Linked DNA regions of Homo sapiens: region 1 is linked to region 2. Evidence: read pairs that join two places in POLR2A ChIA-PET (ENCODE). Cell type or tissue: IMR-90. All regions are shown on one strand. Links, peaks and the distances in the headings refer to the core of each region. The heading gives the core; the rest is flanking DNA.

Evidence for each region. Peaks named below come from ENCODE experiments on the same cell type or tissue, not always from the same donor. Only the 100,000 strongest peaks of a DNase experiment are listed, where the experiment ranks them.
Region 1: POLR2A ChIA-PET joins it to region 2 with 12 read pairs; 2 of 35 experiments call an interaction of 5 or more read pairs at or near these places.

The regions. Positions count from the first base shown.
Region 1 is chr12:19,922,760-19,927,162 of GRCh38, reverse strand. It overlaps the pseudogene LOC124903095. Among named protein-coding and RNA genes, the nearest start is that of LINC02398, 90 kb to the left of the region's middle. In IMR-90, for the core only: no CTCF peak of the experiment used is centred there; no DNase peak of the experiment used is centred there.
Region 2 is chr12:19,986,478-19,990,880 of GRCh38, reverse strand. No RefSeq gene overlaps it. Among named protein-coding and RNA genes, the nearest start is that of LINC02398, 26 kb to the left of the region's middle. In IMR-90, for the core only: no CTCF peak of the experiment used is centred there; no DNase peak of the experiment used is centred there; H3K27ac peaks cover 181 bases.

The sequences.
Region 1 (4,403 bases), core at 281-4,280, 64 kb after region 2:
TCAAAACAGACATAAAGTTTCAGTTATGCAAGATGAATAAATTCTAGAGATCTGCTATACCACATAGTGCCCATAGTTAACGATACTTTCTTCTACACTTAAAAATCTGTGAAGAGGGTAAAGCTCATGTTAAGTGTTCTTATCACAATAAAATAAAATACAGCAAAAATTTAATTAATTAAAAATAAAAATGTAAAAACTCTTATGGTCAAACTTCAGGATTTAAGGAGAGGACTATTGGAATCACCTTAGGAGAATTTAGCAAAATATACATTCCCATGCTGTAACCAATATATGCTGATGGGTTATTAGAGCCTGGTGAGGAGAGTAGGGAAAATGGATACAAGAATAGGAATTATGAAATTTAAAACTCTCTTCAGATGATGTTATGTTTCCCTAGCAATTGATTCAACTAAACATCTTATTTCACAGTCTTCTTGTTTATTCTTCCATGAAGATAAAGGGAAATTTTACATATTATTGTTAATTTTTCACTTTGTGTCACTAACTGGTAAAACAATGTGAGAAGCACATTACGATAAAATAGAAAAAAGTCAACCAAGTCCAACAGTGAACAACTGCTGTGAGATGATCTAAGGTTGTCCTGCCCAGTCTGATTCTAACAGGAAAAGGAGGTATAAATGACAGACTGGAAATCTATCATACAAAAAGGAAATGTTTGTGAACTGGAACTTGGATTGAGGGAGTTGTTTTTGACTATTTCATTTTGTTGAGATCAGTATGTTGCTCTGCTATCCAAATGACACAGAGGCTGAAAAGCAGTTGCCTAGTTAGAAGATTCCAGGGAACTGCAAGACCTTCAAAAATTTCCAGAGCCCATATCAAACCTGGACAGGTTCTATAACCACATGCTACTAATTGTAGCCACTCATGACTTAACCTGCTAATTGGCTTTCTATGCAGTTGTAAAAGGGAAAAGAAAACAGTTTTTAAATATAAACATTTGCTTCTCAGTTCATTGCCCAGGCTCATGTTCCCAGAGTACATGCTTTCTTGCTTCTTTGACATCACTCCCACCCAATCCAACAACTGTCATAATAAGCATGGCAGCTGCAGCAAAGTAGGACCACTATGAAATTAACACTGGAATGAGTCCCTAGGGGAGAACTGGAGGAGAACAGGATCTACATGTGAGATGGTACACTTGGATGGAGACAGTTCATCATGAAAATTTCATGACGGAGTCAGACCTTAAAGGGCGGGCACACATCTCAGAAAAAGCACAAGGTTATTTATGGAGTGCAGAAGAGACATTACTAGAAGCTCTATTTAAATTTTGTATTATTCCTTTATCAATTCTGTTTTCCCTGTATGTTTTACAGTGAACAATATTTATTAATGTGGTAGTGCGTATTAACACATACATATATGCTCATACACACATACTGTGGGGTGTACAACTTTTAAATTCTTACCAAGATGAATTGAAAATGAAAAATAAAAAAAAAATGGACACTATTGATCTAGAGATTATAACTCTTAAATCTTCCACAATTTAACCTTTAATTTCTTAGGCCAACATAACAAATTACTCAGTTCTAATAAATTGACATCATCTGTCACATAAAATTAGTCGTTTAAGTCCCTTGGTATTGGCTCTGTGGTTTTTTTGTATTAAATTTAAAAATACTTTTGGTTTACATTTGTATAGGAGCTATAAGCGTAAGAAATTTATACCTAATGTTATCTTTGTAAACATTTAAATCATACCATAATAAATATTTTGTTAACATTGTTGGTTCATGAAGATTTCCTTCCTGCAAAAGGAGTCTCAACTTTTAAGTTTGAAAACAATGCTCTCAATCCAGACATGAAGCTGAATTTTTCTGTATAGTTTAAGGAGAAAATCAAAATTGGAATTTTAATGTAAAATCAACAGAAAGTCAATAATTTCAAAAAAGTGACTTGGAAAATGCAAGGACATTAATTTTAAAAAATCTGAAGATCTCAAGAATAAAAAGTATTTGGAAACATAGATAACAATGGAATATGTTAGAAGTATAACATTCTGTAGTCAAAAGTGAGCAGTAACTTTCAAAAATTAATAACCTTGACTACACATAAATATCAACTATGTGTAAGGTACTATGTGGTATGTCAGAGTGAAAGAAGTAGATTGCTATTAAATAGATTATAGGAAACCAAATTTCCCATCCTGCTGATTCCTTCACTGAGTTAAATATATCTTTAATGTGCTCATTTTATATTTGCAATAATGTCGTTTTAATATTTGAAAATTATATTTTGACAGTTTTTGAAAATTCCAACAAGAAGTGCATTCCACCAAGTTTTGGAAATTCCACCAAGAAGACATATGAGCTGGACAAATTAAGTTGTGTCACCTGAGAAATATTCATCACTGGCTGTTAGAACCAGGCATGTCTTTTCTTGATTCCCTGAGTGATTCCAGTGGTTATCAAAATTTCCCTTCTTAGGCTCTATTTTTCTGTTTGCTTTGTTTTTCTGACTCTGGCTTTGTTTCCTTTCCCAGTCCTTGTGCATCTTTGGTTCTGATTCTGGTTTGCTTTCCCAGTTGGTGACAGCAGTGAAGAGGAATACAATTTTCTTGTCTGCCCATTCTGTAATCTCTGTCATGTAAAGATCAAGATTTATTCTCTGACAAGTAAGGAATGATAGATCATCTTTTTAATGGTATTTTACTTGTTTGTGATTGGGTTTGTTTTGGTCTTTTGTTTGTCTCACTTTTGCAAGATAAAACAGCCTTTTGAGACCTGGGCTGTCCTCTCATCAATGGGTAGTTTATTTTTCTTTTCTTTGTCTCTCCTAAAAGTTCTATGAATTGGATTTTCTACAAAGAAGGAAGTTCCCAGGACCTTGATGGAAAGGATTATACCAAGTGCTTCTACTCACTGATACTTCAAGTAACAGACTTATGTATATTCAAGAAGCAGCAGAAAACCAGATTTGAGCTGATGAGAGAAACTGATTGTGATTATTTGTTTGGAAAAATTTAAGTATAGTTTTAAGTTTTATGAGATAAGCACTGTCTCTTTCATCTTGATCTACTGCTATCCCTTCATTTAAAGATATTAACACATGTTTAGGTGATATGTTATTCTCACTAACCCCTCGGAACTCATAAACAAATATAGTCTCTTTTCTTTTAATGGTTAGTGTAGTTTTTGCGCAGAGCATTAGTAAGAGTCTGTCCTCCATTTTACAAGGATATAATTTGACAGAACAATTGCACAACCAAATTTGTTGAATTTTCTGGAGTTTTATATATGAAAATATATGTCATTATTCTCGTGTGATAAACCTACCATTTTTAAATAAATGCTGTGATTTGTTTGTTGTACCAGTTTCTACAAAGCCCTCCTAAGAAATTGGTCTATTCTATGACTAAGGGAATTTCTTCAGCCTAGAGAGAGAAATGATATCATATAAAGCCCTATATAAGTGTTACAGCTCTTTTAGAATTTGTCTGTCAGGTATTCCAATTGTTCTTTTTTCTTTCTTTTTTTTTTCTAACCAGAAAACCCCTCACAGAAAAAGAAAAATCCTGGATCTTCAGGAAGTAATGAAGAGCATAAGAATTAGTAAGCATTGGCAGTAAATATAAAAGACTACTTTTTCTTCTTAATTTATAAATAATGCATATGACTTTAAAGCAAAAGTTATAACATTGTCTTATGGGATTTAGATGTATGTGATGTGATACACGTGACACTTATGGCATAAAAATAGCAGCCTGGAGAGGAAGGCAAGTGAAGCTGTGTAGTTGCAGGGTTCTACATCTTACAAAAAGCAATAAAACATTTATCCTAAATAGACTGCAAAAGTTAAGGACATACAATAAAATCACTAGGAAAATCACTAAACATAAATAATACAAAGAGGTATAGCTTAAAAGCCACAAAATACCTTATATATTGTCTCAGTCCCTTTGTGTTGCTATGAAGGAATATGTGAGGCTGGGCAATCTGTAAAAAAAAAAAAAAAGGTGGTTTATATTCAGCTTACATTTCTGCAGGCTGTACAAGAAGCATGGTGCTGGCATCTGCTTAACTTCCAGGGAGGTCCCCAGCATGCATCCACTCATGGCAGAAGGCCAAGGGGAGCTAGCCTGTATAGTGATCATATGGCGAGAGAAAAGAAGCAAGAGAGAGGGGAAAGGTGCTAAGCTCACTTTTAATAACCAGCTCTAGAAGGAACTCTTATAGAAACTAATAGAGTAAGAATTTATTATCAAGAGGATGGCACCAAGCCATTAATAAGTGACCTGCCCTCATGACTCAAACACCTCCCATCAGGCCCCACCTCCAACACTGGGGATCAAATTGCAACATGAGACTTGGAGGGGCCAAACAAACCACATCCAAAATGTAGCATACAGAGCTTTAGAAATATTCGAATAATTT
Region 2 (4,403 bases), core at 96-4,095:
AAACCAGTAATGGTAGGTTGAGTCTTTCACACATGGAATTACTCTGACTTCCTGCCTCCCTCTCCCTCTTAAGGATCCTTGTGATTACACTAGACCCACACAGATAATCCAATATAATCTTCCCATTTAAATGTCCTTTAATCCCACCTGCAGAGTTCATTTTGCCATGTACGGTAATATGCTCACAGGCTCCAGGGACGGGATCTTGGACATCCTTGGAGGACATCATTTGGCCCGCTACAGATAGGGTCTGACACTGTATGTGCATGATTCTGCCTCACTCCCTGCACCCTAATCCTGGCCCTGCTGCAATGTGATTTGACAAACTGAGGCCTATTAGTCCTGAGTTTTCCAGGTTGGAAGCACTCTATCAAGAAAATCTAGAGGTATCACCATGTAAATCTGTTCTAAAGGTGGCCCAGAAGTATACAAGTAATCAGAAAATAGCAAAACAAGCACAATAAATAATTTGTTCACATTGCAAAGGCACAAGCATTTCGGTATTTGGAAAATGTTGCAAAGCTGAAACTCATCTCTAAAGCATTAGTGACATATTCTATTATTCTAAAATGCTTGTTACTTTTATTTTACTATTGACTTATTTTAAGCACTGCTAATGTTTCACTGGAAAGTTAGAATTTTTTTGCTCTTCATATGAGAGAGACTTACCATCAATTTTCAGCTGGGTTAAAGTGCTATACCTTTCTTCAAAAAGGCCCTGGGTGGTCTAGAATTGCTTTCTGCTCATAAAAGTGAGGTTAGGTGTCACAGTTCCTGGAAACTGAACAAATAGTTGACTTCTCTAGACCTTATGTTGAATTATTCCATCTTGATCTTCCCACATGTTTGTAAGTTCCTGAGTGCAAGCGCCATCTTTTATTTTTTAAGACAAAATCTGGCTGTCTCACACAGGCTGGAGTCCACTGGCATGATCTCAGTTCACTGCAGCCTCCACCTCCCAGGTTCAAGTGATTCTCATGCCTCAGCCTCCCAAGTAGCTGGGATTACAGGCACCTACCCGCCACCACCCCCAGCTAATTTTTGTATTTTTAGTAGAGACAGGGTTTTGCCATGTTGGCCAGGCTGGTCTCAAACCCCTGACCTCAGGTAATTCACCCACCTCAGCCTCCCAAGTGCTGAAATTACAGGCGTGAGCCACCGTGCCCGGCCAGGCACCATCTTACTTATTATTTGACACAAAGTGGATATTCAGACATTTTTTGCAAATGGTATAGGACGGAATTTTCAAGATCACCCAGGGAGTCAAGTACTGTCTTCTTTCACTGTGCCACAGAAGTGGAGTGCCTTGCCCAAAGTCACCTGAGGTACGAGCCCAACTCCATCACGATCTAAGATCCCAGCCCTTTCCACCTACCCCTACCCCAATTCTTCTCTTACAAATGCACTTCCAGAACATCACTATTGAGGGCATCACTGAAGCATGTGGACATCCAAATACAAGCTTAAATCAGGAGATATCTCCACAGCTTCCAAACCAGTACTATTTAAAGAGAATGAGAAATACACTGTTCAGGGCTCAACATATTGAGAGAAACCCCTTCTTCATGGAAAAAGTCTGCTAAGAAAAAAATCATTAAAATTAAATCGGAAAATTGAGCAGCAGCCCAGTTCCTGAAGATGTGTTAACTACCCTATTTCTGATCAAAGAAAAGGAATTTTACTTGCTATAAAAGCACTCAGGGAGACTGAAAGAGAGACATCTGCTTCATTAATAGTATCCTTGCCAGCAGGGCCAATTAAATTAAGAAGCTATCCTTTCCCTGGTAGATTTCATTCCAAACACATTACACAAGTTATACTCAGAAACATTACTGCAAGGAGATCATTTATGTTCATTAATCCTAGGGCTTTCTTTTGTAATCTTTTTCTTGAAAGGAAATTCTCATTTTTGCCCTAAATTAATGAACATATTTATTTGTACATAAAAGAGCAAATTCCTCCTACTGATGCCTTTAGTTAAGGCAGGCAGGGCCAGCAACAGGATCCACAGGTGCAGCTTCCAGCATCCCCTCAGTGCTGACTGCAGCATCAAGACAAAAGCCTGTGGGCTTCATCTTGAGAACAGTACTCCGTGGGCTCTGCCTGCAGAGCACTTGCCAGCAGCCTAAAACTGCCAAGCAGAGGTCAGTGAGAGGTCTAGGGCCATGCACCTTTTCTCCCAAATCACAGTTCACTCAAGGTTGCACATTGCTCCAAAGGGCACATGTGATTCCAGAAAAACAGTCTTCAGACATTTCACCCTATAGCTGACTCTCTTTTCTCCCAAGCCCCAACATTCCTTCTCTAATTGTTGCCTTCCCAGCTCAGACTCTGAAAACACACTAGTCAAACACCATCATGGCAAAACGCCATCTCATAAATGCCAGAAAGAGCGAAATAAAACAAAACAGAGAACATTTGTTTCAGGAAACTTCTAGTGAAGATGTTAACAAACTCTAACATCCTATTTACCTGTACAGAACTTTCTAAATACGTTCTGTTCAATAAATAAACACATGAAGGATCTAGCCTCTCTCATAAATAATTCTTTTCAAACAGTAATCAGGATACATAAATAATTTGAATTCATTTAAGCCAGTGTCTTTCCAATTGTGTTAATCATCAAAATCATTTCAAACGCTTCTAAAAATATAGATTCCTGGGCCTCCACTTAAATCTAATGAGTCAGAATCACCCAGGGAATTGTGAAGAATCTCACTTTTTACCAGGATGATGATGATTGGAGAAATTTAGGCAATAGTGAATTAGGAAAATTTTTTGTATTCTATTATATTTATAACTTTGCACTGGATCCTGTACCTCATATAAAAATGAGAAGATGAGAAGATACATGGCTCATATTCTGGAAGGATTTGAAATTTAGTAGGAAATATTAGATAAGAAAATAATTGTACAGCAAGTTAGAATATAAGAAATTTTGTAAGAGTGAGTCCACCAAAGTAGAACAAAAAGTTTGAAAGAAGAAGAAATCATATCAGGTCATAGAGGGAAGTAAGGAAAAGCTTTAAAAAATATTTTTTATTTAAGATGGACTTTACAAAAGTGTCATCTTCACCTGTAATCCTAGCACTTTGGGAGGCTGAGGCAGCTGGGTCACTTGAGGTCAGGAATTCGAGACCAGCCTGGCCAACATGGTGAAACCTCGTCTCTACAAAAAATTACAAAAATTAGCCGGGGGTGGTGGCGGGCACCTATAATCCCAGCTACTTGGGAGGCTGAGACATAAGAGTCACTTGAACCCGGGAGGGGGAGGTTGCTGTGAGCTAAGATGGTGTCATTGCACTCTAGCCTGGGAGTGCAGCAAGACTCTGTCTAAAAAAAAAAAAAAAAAAAGTTATCCTGATGAGAATCAGAAAAGGCAAAGTCACAGAGAAATAAAAACCTAAAAACCTACAATGTGAATGAGGAACAGGGACAGTGTTTGGCTACAGTACAGGGAATAGCTAAACCAGAGGCTGGAAATTTAAACCAGTGCCCAATTGAGAGACCACTGAATGTTTGGCAGTGGAATGTATACTTAATTTCTTAAAAAAAAAGGGATCAGTTAACTAAGACATGGAGTTCTGGTGATTATGCTCAGAAATTTATCTTAGAAATGTTAATTATTTGGCGGTATTGTTTACAACTGACTGTAAAAGGGAAGGCAGCCGGAGGTGTTTGCAGTGCTCCATACAAAGAGTAATGAGCTCATAGTGCTTCATGGTGGAAAGGAAAGGGATCTTACAGATGGAACAGACGTTGCGGAGGTAACCTCCAGAGAACTTGGTCCCTGATTTCATGCGACACATGTGAGACCCTCAGGTGAAGCCAAAGGCAGAAGATGGCTTCATTCATGACAGGAAGAGGGAACTTCTAGATTCATCAGGTATTGTGTTTTAAAATGGGGGAAGAGGCCAGGTGCCGTGGCTAACATCTGTAATCCCAGCATTTTCGGAGGCCAAGGAGGGCAGATCACTTGAGCCTAGGAGTTCGAGACCAGCCTGGGCAACATGGCGAAACCCCATCTCTACAAAAAATAAATAAATTAGCTGGGCATGGTATGCGCCTGTAGTCTCAGCTACTCAGGAAGCTGAGGTAGAAGAATAGCTTGAACCCAGGAAGGGGAGGCTGCAGTGAGCCAAGATCACACCATTGCACTCCAGCCTGGGCGACAGAGTGAGATCCTGTCTCCAAAAAAAAAAAAAAAAAGAGGTTGTTTTTTCAAGCCCTGCATTATTTTGTGCAGAAAATACTGGGCAACATGGAGCTTTATAGTCATGTCTTTTGATAGTAGAGCTTTTATTAACTTCTACTTGGTTCAAACTAAGGTAATATATTAATAGGTGTACACCAGGGCACACATTTTGCTTTTGCCTCTGATTCCAGTATGGCTCCACACAGCA